2 separate regions of the Mus musculus genome follow, and region 1 is linked to region 2. A link is a loop called in an ENCODE intact Hi-C map of the cell type or tissue named here. Cell type or tissue: left cerebral cortex. All regions are shown on one strand.

What was found. Peaks named below come from ENCODE experiments on the same cell type or tissue, not always from the same donor. Only the 100,000 strongest peaks of a DNase experiment are listed, where the experiment ranks them.
Region 1: it touches region 2 in a loop (7-fold over the local background); 27 of 42 quality-filtered maps call a loop at or near these places.

Annotation. Positions count from the first base shown.
Region 1 is chr1:194,813,355-194,821,354 of GRCm38, reverse strand. It overlaps Plxna2 (plexin A2), which reads right to left. Exons shown (of 32, transcript NM_008882.2): 32 at 4,486-8,000. Among named protein-coding and RNA genes, the nearest start is that of Mir3962, 4.6 kb to the left of the region's middle. In left cerebral cortex, a CTCF peak has its summit at 4,272; a DNase peak (open chromatin) is centred at 4,281.
Region 2 is chr1:194,614,018-194,622,017 of GRCm38, reverse strand. It overlaps Plxna2 (plexin A2), which reads right to left and starts at 2,189. Exons shown (of 32, transcript NM_008882.2): 1 at 1,621-2,189. In left cerebral cortex, CTCF peaks have their summits at 2,194 (motif pointing left), 2,882, 3,098 (motif pointing left) and 5,338 (motif pointing left); DNase peaks (open chromatin) are centred at 2,873, 3,102, 4,340, 7,864 and 4 more places; H3K4me3 peaks cover 3,087 bases; H3K27ac peaks cover 3,327 bases.

The sequences.
Region 1 (8,000 bases), 200 kb before region 2:
GCACTTCATTCGTGTTCAAGAGAGAAAGGTACGGTGGCAAAGCAGGTTTGCCTGAGGTGCACCACAAAGGCTGTGGGGAATTTGAAGCATGGGGTTGGTGTGGTAGTGACCCACAAGTGGGAACTTAGCAAGTGGGTGGAGAGATTTCAGAGCACTGAATCAGAGTCTCCATGAGATAAAAACATGGTTGGCCATTGCCTGCTAGTGCATTGCCAGCCAGGCCGTGGGGCAGATAGTTGTCAGCACAAACATGGGAATGTGCCTAGTTCTTTTTAATATTTCCCGCAACAGTTAGGGTTTTACTTCTGTGAACAAATACCATGACCAAGGCAATTCTTACAAAGGACAATATTTAATTGGGCTGGTTTATAGGTTCAGAGATTCAGACCATTGTTATCAAGGCAGGAGCATGGCAGAGTCCAGGCAGGCATGGGGATGGAGGAGCAGAAAGTTCTACATCTGGTTCCAAAACAAACAAGAGAAGACTGGTTTTTAGGCAGCTAGGATGAGGGTCTTAAAGCCTGCACCTACAATGACACACTTCTGCCAATAAGGCCACACCTACTCCAACAACACCACACCTCCTAATAGTGCCACTCTCTGAGCCAAGCATATTCAAAACACCACACTTTCATCTCTTCCTTTTCCCTGGCTACTTTACAGTGTCCATCCTGCTGAGTTCCATGGCTGAGTGTGTGCTGAAGAATGCTTGCATATACAGTAAGGATAGAAAACAGAAGTAAAGGCCTGGTCAGGAGAAGGGAGGGGAAAGCATACTGTATAATAAAGAATTCTATGGAGTAGGTTACTTACTGTTCAAGACTGTGACTGAGATCACAAAAAAGCCAGAATTTAAAAAATATTCCACATTTATTGAATACTACTGATTATAATCTAATCTGTCATTTTGGTAAACAAATTGTGCACATAATTTTCTTCTTGTGTAATCACTGCGAACTGGTTACAGTTCCTTTTCTCCACTTGAAGTTGTTGTATATTCATATAACTTTATTAACATAATCCTCCCCATTCAGATTTTAATGGACTATACATGGCATTCAATAAGGGTGACAATCCATAGTTTAGTTGAAAGAAATATTAGGAGCTGTATTGAGTGGGCACGAGCAGACCAAAAGTGAAGAATTTTCTCATGGGGAGGGGAGTATTTTCTTTAAAATTTATTATTATTATTATTATTATTATTATTATTATTATTATTACCTTTTCTGGTTAGCCTCTAGTACAGGCATATAGAGTGCTCCAATATGGCACCCTCTGTGAATCTGGAGTTGAAGAAGACCTTCACAGAGGTTCAAGCCAAAGCTATTGATACTCAACAGAAGGTGAAACTTGCAGACATACAGATTGAACAGCTAAACAGAAAGAAAAAGCATGCACAATTTATGGACATGGAGATTATGACACTGGTAGATGAGACTAACGTATGAAGGTGTAGGAAGAATGTTTATTCTACAGTCCAAGGAAGTAATTAACAACCAACTGTTAGACAAACAGAAAATAGCAGAAAAAAATTAAAGATATGGAGCAGAAAAAGGTCTAACTGGAGTGAAACGTTAAGGAAGCTGAGGGAGAGATGCTGATGGCAAGAAGGGTACAGTGGGAGCTGCTGGGAAAGTTCTTCCCTTCTGACCCCTCCCATTCTGTCCAAGCAGGAGCTGTGCAGGGCACTATCCTCCCTCTGCCCAGCAGCCACATATCTCTATCACACTGAACCCCTTCAGGTCCCAACTGAATGTCTGCCATCCTTGCCCATGATAATCTTCTTTCCTGGGTCAAACCAGGAGCTCTCAACAAAGGGAAGACTGGAGACAGATGGAGAAAACTGGCCAAGTCTGTCACTAGGCATGTGGATTAGACCAGGTTAGACCAATAAAAAGCTATGTCTTACTCTAAAAAAATTATTATTATTTATTTTTGTTTTGTTGGTATGTATGTATATGACATGTGTATATAAACACATGTGTGCCAAGTCACACACGAAGATCAGAAAAAAGAGGCTTGTGTGGCAAGTGGTTTGGTTTGGTTTTTGGTTTTTTTTTTTTTTTGGTTGTTTTGTTTTGTTTTTTAACTTGATGAATTATCTTACAGGTTCCAGTGTTTTAAAAAATAATATTACAGTCTTAAAAAATTACCAAATCTATTAAAAGAATGGAGGCAATTTTAGGCAAGCTTTTCATTACATTTAAAATCCATGATGCATTTTAATAGCTTTGAGATAGCTATTCTCTCTTAGATCTTCTAGAGATCTAGAATTGTTGGTGCACAGATTTACAAACTTGAAAAGTAAGTGAAGTACTCAGAAAATGACAGATATAATTTATGTAGTCATTAAACTGGACACTTGAAGGAACTAGCTCCAGGAAAAGAATTCAGCCTAGAAATTGCCCTTTCCTCCTGGAGAGTTTGATCCTGCAGTTGTTTGTGGTTTTATCTGTCTTCTGAAATACTCACAAAGCTGTAAATATTGTAAGACAATTTGCTTTAAGAGACCTGGGTTTAGGTGATATGGGAAATAGAATAGTACAAATGGCTGTTCTTAGAATCTTTCTTTGAAGAAGACAGAGCCCATGCTAGGGATTGAGGCACACCAGCTCTGACCTGACTTTAGTTTTTGTTTTGGTTTACTTTGTCTTTTTTTCAGGATGCTTTTGACACAGATGAGAAGGAACTGTGTCATCTTGGGGTACTGAGGCTAGAGTTTTGCAGCTGTGAAGTGTTAAATACTAAGTAATATTAAATGTTTTAGGATTGTTATTTCTTGCTGAGCCTTCAATTATCTTCATTGTAAACACCATTTTAATGCTGACTATGAATGATTTAAATTTATGAGTAGGAAGTCTTTTTACAGAACCTGCCTTTATGCCTGACATCCTTGAACGAGAAACTGTCCTGAAATAGGCCCTTTAAGGGCAACTGGACAAACTGACTTCACGGAACTCCACTAGCTTTGGACACATTAAAATCACTCTGAAAAAAACTATAACTACAGCTGAAAATGAGTTCTAGCCATTGAGACCTGGGTTTAGGTGCAAGGTCAGTCCATGAGCAGGCAGTAACAGAAGCCGGTGTTAGCTCACCAGGGCTACTGTATTGTGTGTCACACCTTCATAGACATGGTGGACAGCAGAGGATGACAAAATGGGGATATGCCCTTCAGACAAGCTATGGTATTGAACACAGTGCACACTGTTTCCACTCAGGCCTCGGCACTGTACTGTCCTTTCATTTCAGGGGAGGAGAGGGGGAGTGAGAGATGAATGCACAGGAATACAAATACATAAAAAGCACTACCAGTTGCTGAGTACTGGGTAGAAAATCTCAAGAATTATTTCTTTGAGCCTGTTGAGGTGGTATATACCTAAAATCCCAGTACTCCCTGGCTGTATGTATGTATGCGTGTGTATATATATATATATATATATATATATATATATATATATATATATATGTGTGTGTGTGTGTGTGTGTGTGTGTGTATGTATATATATATATATATATATATATATATATATATATGAATATCTATATACTAAAATGCTCTCGTTTCCAAAATTCTGTTTAATGAGTACTAGGGTTCTTTATGTGTGTTGGATGTTCAAAGTCAGGGATACCCTGCTTCTCAGAAAGTCCTTCTGGTCCTGTTTTCTAATAGAAAAGGATGAGAAACTCCTGAGTACACTTGGCTGGGACAGGTTCTTGAGTCATTCTCATCTAATGTATCTCACCAGTAAGAGAGTGAAAATGTCACACATCACCGAACTGCAGGATAAAAACAGGAAAATAAGGGTAAAGGGAGGGTCATATCACCCTCAGTTTAGAGGGAGTTTGAAGATTTCTTCTCTTCAGGCTCATTACAGAACAGTGGAAGTTCTCCTGCTTCTAAGATCCATTTTTTTTTTCTGTTCACAACTCCCCAATCAGGGGCTGTCTTCATATTCCTCCCCTGGGCTGGATCTAAAAGTACTCACCATCTGGCATCTTTCACTTTATTCACTTTTAATTTCTGAAGCAAATATGAACACCACTATCTATCTCAATGCTTAACGGAAAGTCTCCCTCAGAATCATCCTAAGCAGTAGGAGCAAGGGCCAGGCTTCTCTCATTCACATTTCATCCTAGCACTTAATCCATGAGTGAGTGTTGTTTTTGGAAGGGCTGGTCCTGGGGAGAGAGGTGACACTAGTCTAAGAACTCACTCTGGAAAGGAGCCTATAGCCTCCCCAGAGGCAAGCTGTATTCTGAAGTCCTGGGGCTAGAGGGCAGTGTTCATCCACTGACATGCCTGGAGCAGGCAGTGTATGCACGTGTGTGATGAAGATGGCTAGACATGAATAAGCTCTGGCTCCACAGTTTTCTCAGATTCATTCACAGCAACTCAGTTGCTCTTTCTGACTATCTGCTTCTTGTATAGACCCCAAAATTATTCTATACCCATGTGGCCAAATAACTGTGCTTATATGAAGATTTAAGATTTTTTTTTAATCCAGTAATCTTTATTTATATATAACAACAGTACAAATTGTGTCCTTGGCTTGCAAAATAGGAGTTTCATATTTACAATAGGTACATGATAATATATTAGATAACAAAACCCCGCTTTATTGGAACATTTTAAATACTTCATTTTCTTATTATTTCATAACACCTGTAAAAACAACAAAACCAGACAACCAGCATTGTACTTTCTTAAAAATAGATATAATACAGATTCCAGTGTGTCATGGGGAAAGGTCTGAGTAGGAGAGGATGAGGAGAGGCAGCTTGGCTCAAGGCCTTCATGTGCCTGCATAAAGAGCTTGTCCCTTTCTCTCCCATACATTCAGGAACTTTGGTCCTGTTTGGTGGGGACCACACTTCTTTATGCGTGGATGTCAAAATGGAGACCAAGCGTGTCAAAATGATGACCTTGACTGAGTCTCAAAGAAGCTTCTTACTGCCTTCTCTGTGTTCCTAGGGACAGAGGCAGGGAGGAGGCAGCTCAGTCTGGGGAGATGGTATGGGAGAGGAGAGTGAGTTGTGAGCCTGTGCAAGGCAGGAGACTCTCTATTTTGTTTATTGTGTTGAGGCCTGTCTGACAGGCATTGGCCTTGCTTGTCTCTTGTAACATTCCCTAGACTAGCTAGAAAGTACCAAGAGAATTTTACTTTTTATTATAAGTGTCACTGGGCCTTAGATACTAAATCTTCACTCTAGGGAATGAGTAGAAAAGATAGAAGGAAAAGAGATATGGAGTATGAAACAGATGCCACTATTCTATGAGCACATTCCTAAGACAAGGCATCAGGAGGACCTGACCACCTCTTCCAGCCTTCTTCCCACCATAAGATCTGCCCCATGCCCTAGGTCCCTGAAGCCACTTTGCATTTCCTCACCCTCCTGGCCCTCTGTATCTCAATTCTTCACTGTCTTTGTCGAGGATTCAGGGCTCTTAGCTGTGACACAATGTGGTTGGAAAGGGTCCTTTTTGAGTAACTGCCAGCTTAGTATTGCCAGGCAGCAGGTGAGATTACAGATTTGGCAGTTGTGCAGTGTCTGAGAACTGGATAGCTAGAGGCTTCCAGCAGTCTCTGCTTGTTGTATCAGGACTGCTAGCAGCCTCCTCTGCTTTTATCTCATGTGCAGCAGGCCCAGGGGCCTTAACTGCTAATTTCTATTTTCATCCTGGTAGAACTGAAGGAAGGTCAGGAGCATAAGCAGCAAGGTTGTGCTGACTAAAGAGGTGGTAGCAGTGTGTGTGTGGGGGGGGGGGTCAGCCTTCTTCCTTAATGACACCCCATTTTCTATGCACCTAGTGTTTTCTGCTGGGGAGGGTGGGAAAACCATCCTGCTGCTATATTGGTGGTAGGTCTAGCAGCTTGGAGAATCTGCATTTGCTGAAAGAAGGACCTTTGAGGTCTTATTCACCCTGGTCTGTAGGACCTTTAAGAACTTGGCAGACGATTAGTACTTAGGATTGTTCTCCAAATGAATGAGTGAAGGACACAGTTCCCTCTTTCGGTATGATCACAGTGTGCCCATGAGTTCAATGACTGCACTCTATAAAGAAAGAGGGATCAGAAGTAATTTTGAGATTCAAACCACAGAAAGAGGTAGAACATCAGACACAGAAGTGCCTGATCCACACAGAAGGCAAGAGGTGTTGTTCAGTTGAGGGATAAATCTTAATACAGTCCTCTAGAACTCTGTCTTGCCAAACCCTCTGCAGTCCTATTCCTTTCCTAGAGAATTGCCTTTTGTGTAGATCAATGAAATAAAGTAAAGCTAGGTAGGTTTAAGAGAGAATTCATGCCTCCCCAAAGATAAATGGCTTTTTGAGGGGAAGGGTGGTAGCTTTAACTTTTTTTTTCTTTTTAAACAAAAGGCCAAAATATCTTCAAGTTGGATAACAGCAAGAACAGTGACCAATCAACTTTCTCTCCTCTCCACCAGGGAGTAGACTATCAGTGACTAGTAAACTAAAGCAAAGAACTGGTGGAATGATAGGTAGAAAGCTAAAATGAGAGCAAGACTCTACAATAACTCACCCTCCTGGCATGGCATGGCCTCTCTCTAGCTGAATTTTCCTCCTTAGTTTTTCTATAATTGTGCCCCTTGGCCACTCTTCTTTTTCAGCCCAAGTTGTCCAACTCATGGAATCCTTAGCAAAGTGTCTAGACTATCTTTCAGGTTGGCCCTTCTCCCTTCATCTACATTCTTTGATTTGCTCTCTTCCCATCATTCTCTCCATACTCTCCAAACATCTTCAGTGAAGCATGCCAGAGGCAGTGAACGGGTACCATAAGTGGCTGCTGGGATATACCAGGTAGGCACACTGAAAAGGGTGTGGGTAAGATACTGTTGAAAGGGATGTAAAACATTTTCTTTTTTTTTTACTTCTTGATGAACAGCACTCTCGACATCAGCCTGAGCAGTAGCAGCTGCTCAGAAAGTCTTTAACGGTGCTGAGATGGAAAAAAAGGCGAGCCAGAGTTATCCTGTCTTCTGTTCCTATTCTTGTTTTGACTATATCATTTCTTTCATTTTCAAAATTCTAAGTTCTAAGATGATAAGCTTTGGGTGATATGAGGAGCAAACACTTTGGCTTGGTGTGAAAGGCCAGTCATTAGTTTTTTTTTTTTTCCAGGATATTAATATGGCCCCGAAAACTTTAACATGAGTAGATTATCAGAAGAAAAGTGGCCTTGGCATGGCTGGTTGTGAATCATCATAAAATCAGCAAGTTTCCTGAGTATTTTGCTGAATGCTTTTCTCTCTCCACTTGTCAGTTGCATTCAGGCAAGAAACAAGCTGAACAGCCCAGACAGCTTCAGCTATATGTGAGACAGCTATCTGAAGATATATACATTCCATGGAAGCCGCCTTCTTGGCTTTTCTTCTTTGCCCTGTGCAGGCAGTCAGATCTGGTGAGCAGAATCTCAGATACTGGAATCAACTGGAAAAATCAGCTGAGGCCTGAGTTAATTGTGAAGGAAGTAACCCAGGGCCAGTCTCTGTTGGGATAGTTAGCTCCATTTCCCAGCCCCATTTTCCAGTCTGGCATTCCTGACCCCTTAAAAAACAGATTTATGCCTTCTTAGGGGACATATGTTCACCATTCCCTCATGCCCACCCTTTGTCATCCTCTTGTCCTCCTCCCTAGAAACAGATGCTAATTGCAAAGCTGTTGGAGTTGGCTGCTAGGGGTCATCCCAAGGCAGGAGGACTAAATTCCCTGAGGGCTTACCAGTTGAATTTCTTGTCCTGCTACAACAGAGCTTGCCTCTGGGCCCAAGGATGGAGCCTTGGCCTCTGCTTGGAAGCTATACTCAGGAAGGCTGGCCATCTATGGCATTAGGTATCAGGAGACAGAGGGACGAACAGGTGCCTTCTCAGAAGTAATACACTTTCACATCCATGGTTTCATGACAGACAGAGATGATGGTCATTTCTACTGAGGCAAACGCAGATGCCCAGTTGGTCAGGGGCTTCTGGTTATGAGT
Region 2 (8,000 bases):
GTGATGTCAGGTAGAAGACAAACAAAAAAGCAACCTCCTGGGGTACGGGGCAAGATTCCACTCTGTTTCCTTGGTTCCCTGCCCTCTCTCAATTTTCCACCCCTAGGCCACCCAGCAGAGATCACAGGTAATTACTTCCAATGATGCTCTGTGGGGAGAAGAGAAGTTAATGAATTCTTCTATCTTCCTGCCTGGAGGTCAGCGGATGGAGGGCTGCTTGCAACTGTAGGAGTTTTCCAGGGTGATTACACAGAAAGTTGTGCATTTCAATTAGGAACAGCTGAATTCCTCCAGCCAGGGTTAAGCTCCTCTAGGAGCACGGGTTCTTACTGGAAAGCCCCAACATTCATAGTCAGCCCAGAGCGAAGAATGAAGTTTCAAGATCTGGAAAGAGACTGAGTATGACAGGCCTGCTATTGTGTGGAATTGCAGAGAGCTGAACCTGACTCCAGGTCTGTTGAAAGCAGCCATCTCAGTATTGTCTGTGTTCTAGCCCAGATACTCAACTGTACAGACCTGGTCCACTGCAAGGATGGCTGTGTCTCAAAATGTCTAATCCCCCACAGATGGCCTTCAGAGACATCTGGTAGCCTCACTCCCCAAAGCCATCCACCTCTGTCTGTTGTGCATATGAGTGGCTAGAGAGTTAATCTGTCTGTGATCTTGGATCTTCACTGAACATTCTTGCCCTCAACAACTACTCTCCTTTCCAGATGGTAGGGACTGACCTGTTCTCCCAAGTTGCACCCCCTCCCTCCCCCCAGCTTTTTCTCCCTCTTATCTCTACTTGAGCTATTTGAAGAGATAGCCCTTCCTAGGGCAAGGGTCATGTTAAACAGGTGGGCATTTTTGAGGGCCCTAGGAATGACATTTTCAGCTTTTGACATACAGCTCAAGATGAACATTTACGAAGACTACCTATGAGTAAAAGAAACTGGAATTTTCTAAGATCCTATCACTTCGTGAGGTAGGGCAAAAAAGAGTACATGGAGGGAAATGAGCTTTAAGGAGCCTCTTGGACTCTGGACAAACTCCCACTTCAACCAGCACCACTGTTGCTCAAACCAAGGGGGCTGGCCCCAGCTGGGCACTATGCCATGGGGGATGGGGACAGGAACACTTAACTACAGTGCTTCCAAACCGTTCTCACAGATTCCCGGAACGCACGCAAAGGATGCCTTCTCCTTCCCGGTGATTCCCAGTCTACTGAACCACTGGAACAGCCAGCGGCCACCCGGGACTACACTGCCTGGTGAACGCCCCCCAACCGGCCTCCGGCCATAGTCGCTCCAGGCTATCTTGCTAGTGCCACGGAGGCCCTCTCTGGGCTCCAACCCTGGGACGACCTCGTCGCTCAGGCGCTCCCCAGAGCTGCAGACAGCCGGCAGGTGCGCGCTATAAGCGCGCCACGGAGCGCCGGAACCACCAGAGCCGCTGGAGTCTATGGCCCGGAAGCCTGGACAGGAGACTGCAGCTGCGAAAGTGGCGGATCACGCGCGTATACTCGCCGCCACAACCAAGCCGGGGCCGGGGCCGGGACCCCAAGGGGACCTGAGGAGGCTGCGCCGGAGGAACCGCCGCGGGAGCGCGCTCGGGGAAAGGGCGGAGGGCGCTGCTTACCCAGCTCGGCAGTGTCTGTCTGTCCCTGCGTCCCCTCTTCGTCCGCTCAACTGGCGGTTGCCCAGGGCAGCGTGCGCCCAGTCCTGCCTGACGGGAGTCACACTGGCAGCCAGTTCCACATGTAACCCAGGATCATTAAAATCCTCGGCCCGCGCCGGCCGCTTGCCTGTATTCCTGGGGTGGCCCCCGAATGGTTCCTCGCGTCTTCGTCCCAGTCGCTTGTGCGCAGGGACCCGGTTGTGAAGGGGCGTGGGGTCCCGCAGGGTCCCTCCGGGGCGGCTCAAAGCCGGGTGTCTTCAGTTTTCTCCAGCACGACTTTCCGGGCTGCTCTGACATCAGCGATCCCGCGCTTCCTTCCCTTCTGCTCCTGGCTTGCTCGGCCCTATTTCCTCCAGGAACCGCTGCCAGCTCTGTCTGCGACCGGGCCCATAAGCTCCCCGCGGCTCCACGGCTCACGGGTCCACCAGATCTGATCGCTCGTCTTCAGCTGAAGGATCCCAGCAGCTGCTCCAGCCGCCCCCACTCGGCTCTGCGCGGACAGTGCTGCGCGCAGCGCGGCTCAGCTCAGCTCCGGTGGCGGCGCCCTCAGCCGGCCTCCTATATTACCGCTCAGCTCATTATCATAGAGGCCGCGTTAACCCCCTCCCCGCCCACGCGCCCCGCCCGCGCAGACCGAATACCCTAGCTGGTCCACCCAAGAACCCGGCAGAGCTACGGCTCTGCAGGCGTTCTGCTCGCTCAGTTTGGACCACCAGACACTGTCAGTAGTCAAGGGCCCAGAAAGGTTGTACCAGGGTCTAGGGACTCATGTCTTGGGGCCTGGTAAGCCAGCTGGCTAGGCTTCGGGAGGGGATCAGAGTGATGAGAGCACCCCATCCCCTCGCGTGGCGTCACCTGTCACCAAGCAAAGCCTCCCCTCCTTTCTCTTCACCTGTGAGCTAGGGGTGAGTGTGGAGGGACATATATTACTGATGGGCTTGAGATGGGGTGTCGGATTTCGGAACAGCAAATTTCTCTACCCTACAAATTCTAGAAAGCCAACGAGCTGTCAAAAGAGGTTTGAAGTTGTTGATAATTATTTCTACATTTTAAAGAGGAGTCTGGCTTTGCATCTCCGGTTTCCTGTTCCATTGGAAAAGGAGGTAGGGGCTGACTCGGGTGGGTGCTGTGGAAACCATAGTACCAGGAGCGTTTGCATTATCCAGACCCGCGAGCCCGCCTCGTACTGGAGGCAGAGGGTAATGGCTAGAAGATTAAGACAACTTTAATATCCCCAGAAAAGAGGATTTTTCAGTCCTGGTTGCTTCCGCGCTCACGGGTCTTGATTCCTTGGTTCGTAGTCTGTGAATCTGCAACTGCGGCTACGGCTTTCCCGCGAGGGCCTGTGCAAGCTATACCCCTGCAAGGTCTCAGGGTCTTCGAATTCCCCGATGGAGATTGAACACACCGAGTTTACTCAACACATCAAAGTGTCTGACAAATGTCCCCTACTGCCCTCTTGTGGCCATACTCTTCACCGGTATAAAAAGAAAGAGGGATGTGGGATGCTTCTGAAAGCATATAAAAACAGTTGACTGAATTCTCAGTAGGAGAGAGAGAGAGAGAGAGAGAGAGAGAGAGAGAGAGAGAGAGAGAGGAAGAAGAAGAAGAAGAAGAAGAAAGAGGAGGAGGAGGAGAAGAGAAGAGAAGAGAAGAGAAGAGAAGAGAAGAGAAGAGAAGAGAAGAGAAGAGAAGAGAAGAGAAGATCACTTTCATCAACTATATTAGAGACACGGGATTTTGGGATGTAGAGTTGGCTGTTTGGTAGTTTGGTTGGTTTGGTTTTCTTCACTATGTATCTCTGGCTGTCCTGGAACTCCTTACTACAAACCATAGTGGCTAAGACCTCACAAAAATGTGCTTGCCTCTGCCTCCCAAGTGCTAGACTCAAAAATATATGCCACCACACTGGATACCTGGTCCAATTAGCTATTCTTAAAAACAAAACATGGTTACCTCATTTAAAAACTCTTAAATTAATCAATTCATTAATTGCCTAAAATTTGTTTCCGGTAAGTTTCACTAGCTGTTGCCAATTTTGTCCTTTGGAGCCACAAAGAATCTGAATTCTGTGATGCACACCTATCTTGTCCTTTGAATTTATGTAACATTTATTTTTGATAAAATGCCCAGTGATTCTCACATTTATTCTTCCTCTATTATTGTTTATGTCTGCATGTGAGTGTGTCTTCCCTCTTTACACAAATGATCGTTATTCTTTATTTCTGAGTACGCTGGATTGAAGGCACAATTTGTTAAGGAAGATAAAGGGAAGGTGCTATCAGATTCTGTTACACTTTTGCCATGTTTTTAATGAGAGGAACAACAGTCTAGCCAGCTTCCCCTGAGACCATCCTTAGTAGAGCAAGGTAAGTGATAAAGCTCTCTGTTGAATATAGGGCCTTTAATTCTAAATCAAGTGCTGTATGACTATGTGTGTGTTGTGTCTTATCTCTTGCCTCTTCTCAGTGCCTCAATTTAATCTCATTTTTGAGATGATTACAATACAATTTAAATAATTTCAGTTACACATCCCCACCCCTGTGATCTAGAAATAAACCCTTAAATGAAGAATGGGGGGTACATTAAATGAAAGTGACTCCTCCACATATACCCATCCTGTTCTTTTCTCCCCACACTTGCCCTGCCTGTCATGAATAAAGGAAGAGAGAGGGAGAGTGTGGGAGAAAGAACACCTACAGACAGATCACACTGCAGGCTGGGTGACATGATGCCACCCTACTCCCACATTGCCACTGAGCATCATCTGAAAATGGAGCCAGTTAAGGATGTGACTTCAGAAGCCTAATCTATGAGGTACCTGGAAGCAGCACCCTTGTCTTTCCTAGGTGACCCCAACTTTCCCATTTCTAAGATGAGATTCTAACTTGAAATCTCCAGGAACCTGGTAGGTTAAAACCAGATGTGGAGGTATTTGAAGAATTGATAGTATCCTTAAAATGGAAAGCTGTTGATATGAATCTTATTAGTTGTTGTGTGACAAAACTTTTCATAGGTAGATGCAACACACATCTACTCACTCCAGCTAGGGATCTCTTGACAATCCAAAGCACAGACACTACCAAAGTCCAACTTGGTGAACCAATGAGTTTTGTTGGGGTTGCTGACAGAAGTATGAGAGAGAGGTGACCTACAGGCAGAAATTACTCAAAGCAGCTGCATCACCAAGGTCTGCTCCAGCACAGATGCCAGCTGGGAAAGCCTGGAACACAGTGCACAGCCTGCAGCAGCCCAGCAGGTTGGAAGTGTCCTTTCCAATCACTCTGGCCTAAACCTCTTCAGCACTCAGCTGGTTTGACTCTTTGCAGCTCAGTTTCCTCCCATCTGAAGCAGGCTCTCTCGGCTTTTATTGCTTACTCTGGCAGACAGACACCTAGTGGATCTAGTCAGTTTCAGGGACTTCCTGAAGCTATTTTGAGTTATTTACCTTCCTGCATAAGGAGGGTCCTACAGGATGGAATGTTTTTGTTTGGGAGAAGACTGTTACACAACATTAGATAAGCACATAGTTACACTTTAAGAATTAAGATAATTGTGAGCTGGAGAGATGGTTCAGTGGTTAAGAGCACTGACTATTCTTCCAAATGTCCTGAGTTTAATTCCCAGCAACCACATGGTGGCTCACAACCATCTGTAAAGGGATCTGATGCCCTCTTCTGGTGTATATGGAAACAGCTACAGTGTACTCATATAAATAAAATAAATCTCAAAAAAAAAAAAAAGTTAAGATAATCAATAGAACCCATGCATGGCACTGCTCTGGTGGCCAAGAACATGAGACAGGATAGGCCATGATGGGCCTAGATGAAAACCAAACACTATTGTTCTGCTCAAGGAGCATAGTAACAAAATTATTTCTACTGACATTCTGTTATACCAAAGCACGTATTAACTCACAGAGACTGGTAGCATGCATAGGGCCTGCACATGTTCAGTCCAGATGGGGTCCCTGTCCTAAGAAGGGGAAGTAGACAGAAACTTCCACACCCAACAAAGAAGCTATCTCCAATTATCATTCACTTGCAAATTAGAGCTGTTGGTATTCTAATGCTAATTGTGTCCCCCCAAACTGCTTGCATGAGAGGGTCTGCAGTACCTTCTGCAACAAATGCTCCCAATTAATTCTGATTGGTAAATAAAAATGAAAGCAGCCAATAGCTGGTGAGAAGAGAAAGAGGTGGGGTTTTGTGCTTGGGACCTTGAGGAGGAGGAGGAGGAGGAGGAGGAGGAGGAGGAGGAGGAGGAGGAGAAGGAGGGAAGAGAGCAGAGCTGCCTTGTAAAGAGACCAAGAGAATGCAGCCCAGAGGGTTGCTCAATTGGGTCTAGAGCCAAGATAGAACATAGAAATTAGTAAGTAGTAACTCAGAATTATCAGTGGGAGGTAGATTTAGCAACATGGAGGCTAGGCGGTGGCCAGCTATTGTGCTGCTTAAGGCATATTAAAATATAATGACTGTGTTTGTGTTTTTCATTCGGGAACATAAACCATTGAGGCGGGTAGTAATCCCACACCGGGATTTATTAAAAATATTATTACTACTGCAAAGGAAAAATTTGTTTTCTCCAGTGAAGCCTCATTGGGTATATTAACCATATTTAAGGGTAGTTCCCATGTCCAGCAGGAGATGGCCAACACAAAAGGACCTCAATAGTATTTTTGTAAATGTGTCTCATTTTGCTTTGTTTTTGTTCTTTTGTTTTTGTTGTTGTTGTCTTTTAAAGTTTTTTGTTTGTCTTACTGACCTTTTGCTTGTATAACATGGCTTCTGGTTTCTTAATGGGTTTTGTTTGTTGTGTGCCTTATTTTTTTGTTTTGTTTTAATTTTTTTCTTTTTGCCCTTTTTTGTTTTCTAAAGAGAGAGAAAGAAAGGATATGAAGTTGGGTGGGTAGGGAGTTGTAAAGAATTTGGTGGGAGTTGCAGAAGGGGAAACTGTGATCAGAATATAATATATGTAAAATTCAATAAAAAAGAATTAAGATCATCACTGTTGGCTCCTGAGTTTTACAGGTGACAGTAATGTCCATAGCCTCAAGCCTTTAAAGGTGCTGAGCTAACCTATCTAGACCATCATTCATTTGACCACAAAGTAATAAGAGCAACTTTATTATATTTCTTCCTTCAGTAGAACTGTATATAGTACATAATTATCTCTTTAGAACACTTACAATTTTAGTTGATACATAATAATTGTACATATTTATAGGGTGTAATGTGACATTTCACTATATGTAACATGTCATGATCAGATTAGAGTAATTAACATATTGTCACCTCAAACAGTTATTATTTATTTTGCAACACATAATAAATTATTGTTAACTGTAGTAGCCGTACCATGCTATAGACTCTCCTATCCAGCTATAACTGTGACTTAGCCAACTCCTCCATCACCCTCTAGGTTCTGGCAGCCACTTTAGGACTTTCTACTTCTGTGAGGCCTTTGCACACGTTTTTCTGTGCCTGACTTCACTCAGTTGACATAAAATGCTCTGAGTACATGGACTGCCACAAATGGGAGGCTTCCATTCTTAAGTGGCTGAGTGGCATTCTATTTTTCTGTATAAATAGCCAACAGACTCCATACCCCCATGCTCTGCTGGCTTTCTGGGGATTCAAGTTCTCTTTATCTATCTGGCCCCTGGTATTTCCTTCTCATCCTGCCCAGTTGATGTGAAATCTTAGCCCTTGGGGGACTTGCCAAGCTTGGGGGGGAGTGGGAGGTGCTCACGAGTGACATCTATAGTCCAACACACTTTTAGGCAAGTGACAAGTATTTAATAAATACCCATCAAATAAAGGTTTTTCTAATCTTTGGAAATTGTTGCAAGTTCCAAGGAATTCATACCCACTGTGCCACACAGTGATCTCTAAGCCTTACCCTGACACAGTCATGAGTAGCTACATTGCTGTTCCTGTCCCCAGGCCTTTTCTTTCCCTGTCACCACATGACTGACATAGATAAGATGATGAGAAAAGTAAGAGAGAACAGGAGGTTATCTTCTAGGAAGAGACCAGCAAGCAAGCCTGTATGCTGGGGGAGGATGGTCCCAAATGGGCAGCTAGCCCATCCCTATGGGAGTTCTCTCTGTCATAACAGCAGCCTCAACCCCACACACAGATGCCAGTTCGGTAGCCCCTTGGATCATAGGAGGAGGTATTTTTGGTATTGGAAGCCAGCCACACTTTGGCAGGCTTTCTACATTAAGTCTGTTCCTCTGCAAGCTGGGGGTGGCAAGTGTCAATGTTTAGCATGGAATTGCTGCCCGGAGCGTGTGTATGCATATATCAAGGGGCCTGGAGTGAGATGGGGGCTGGGAT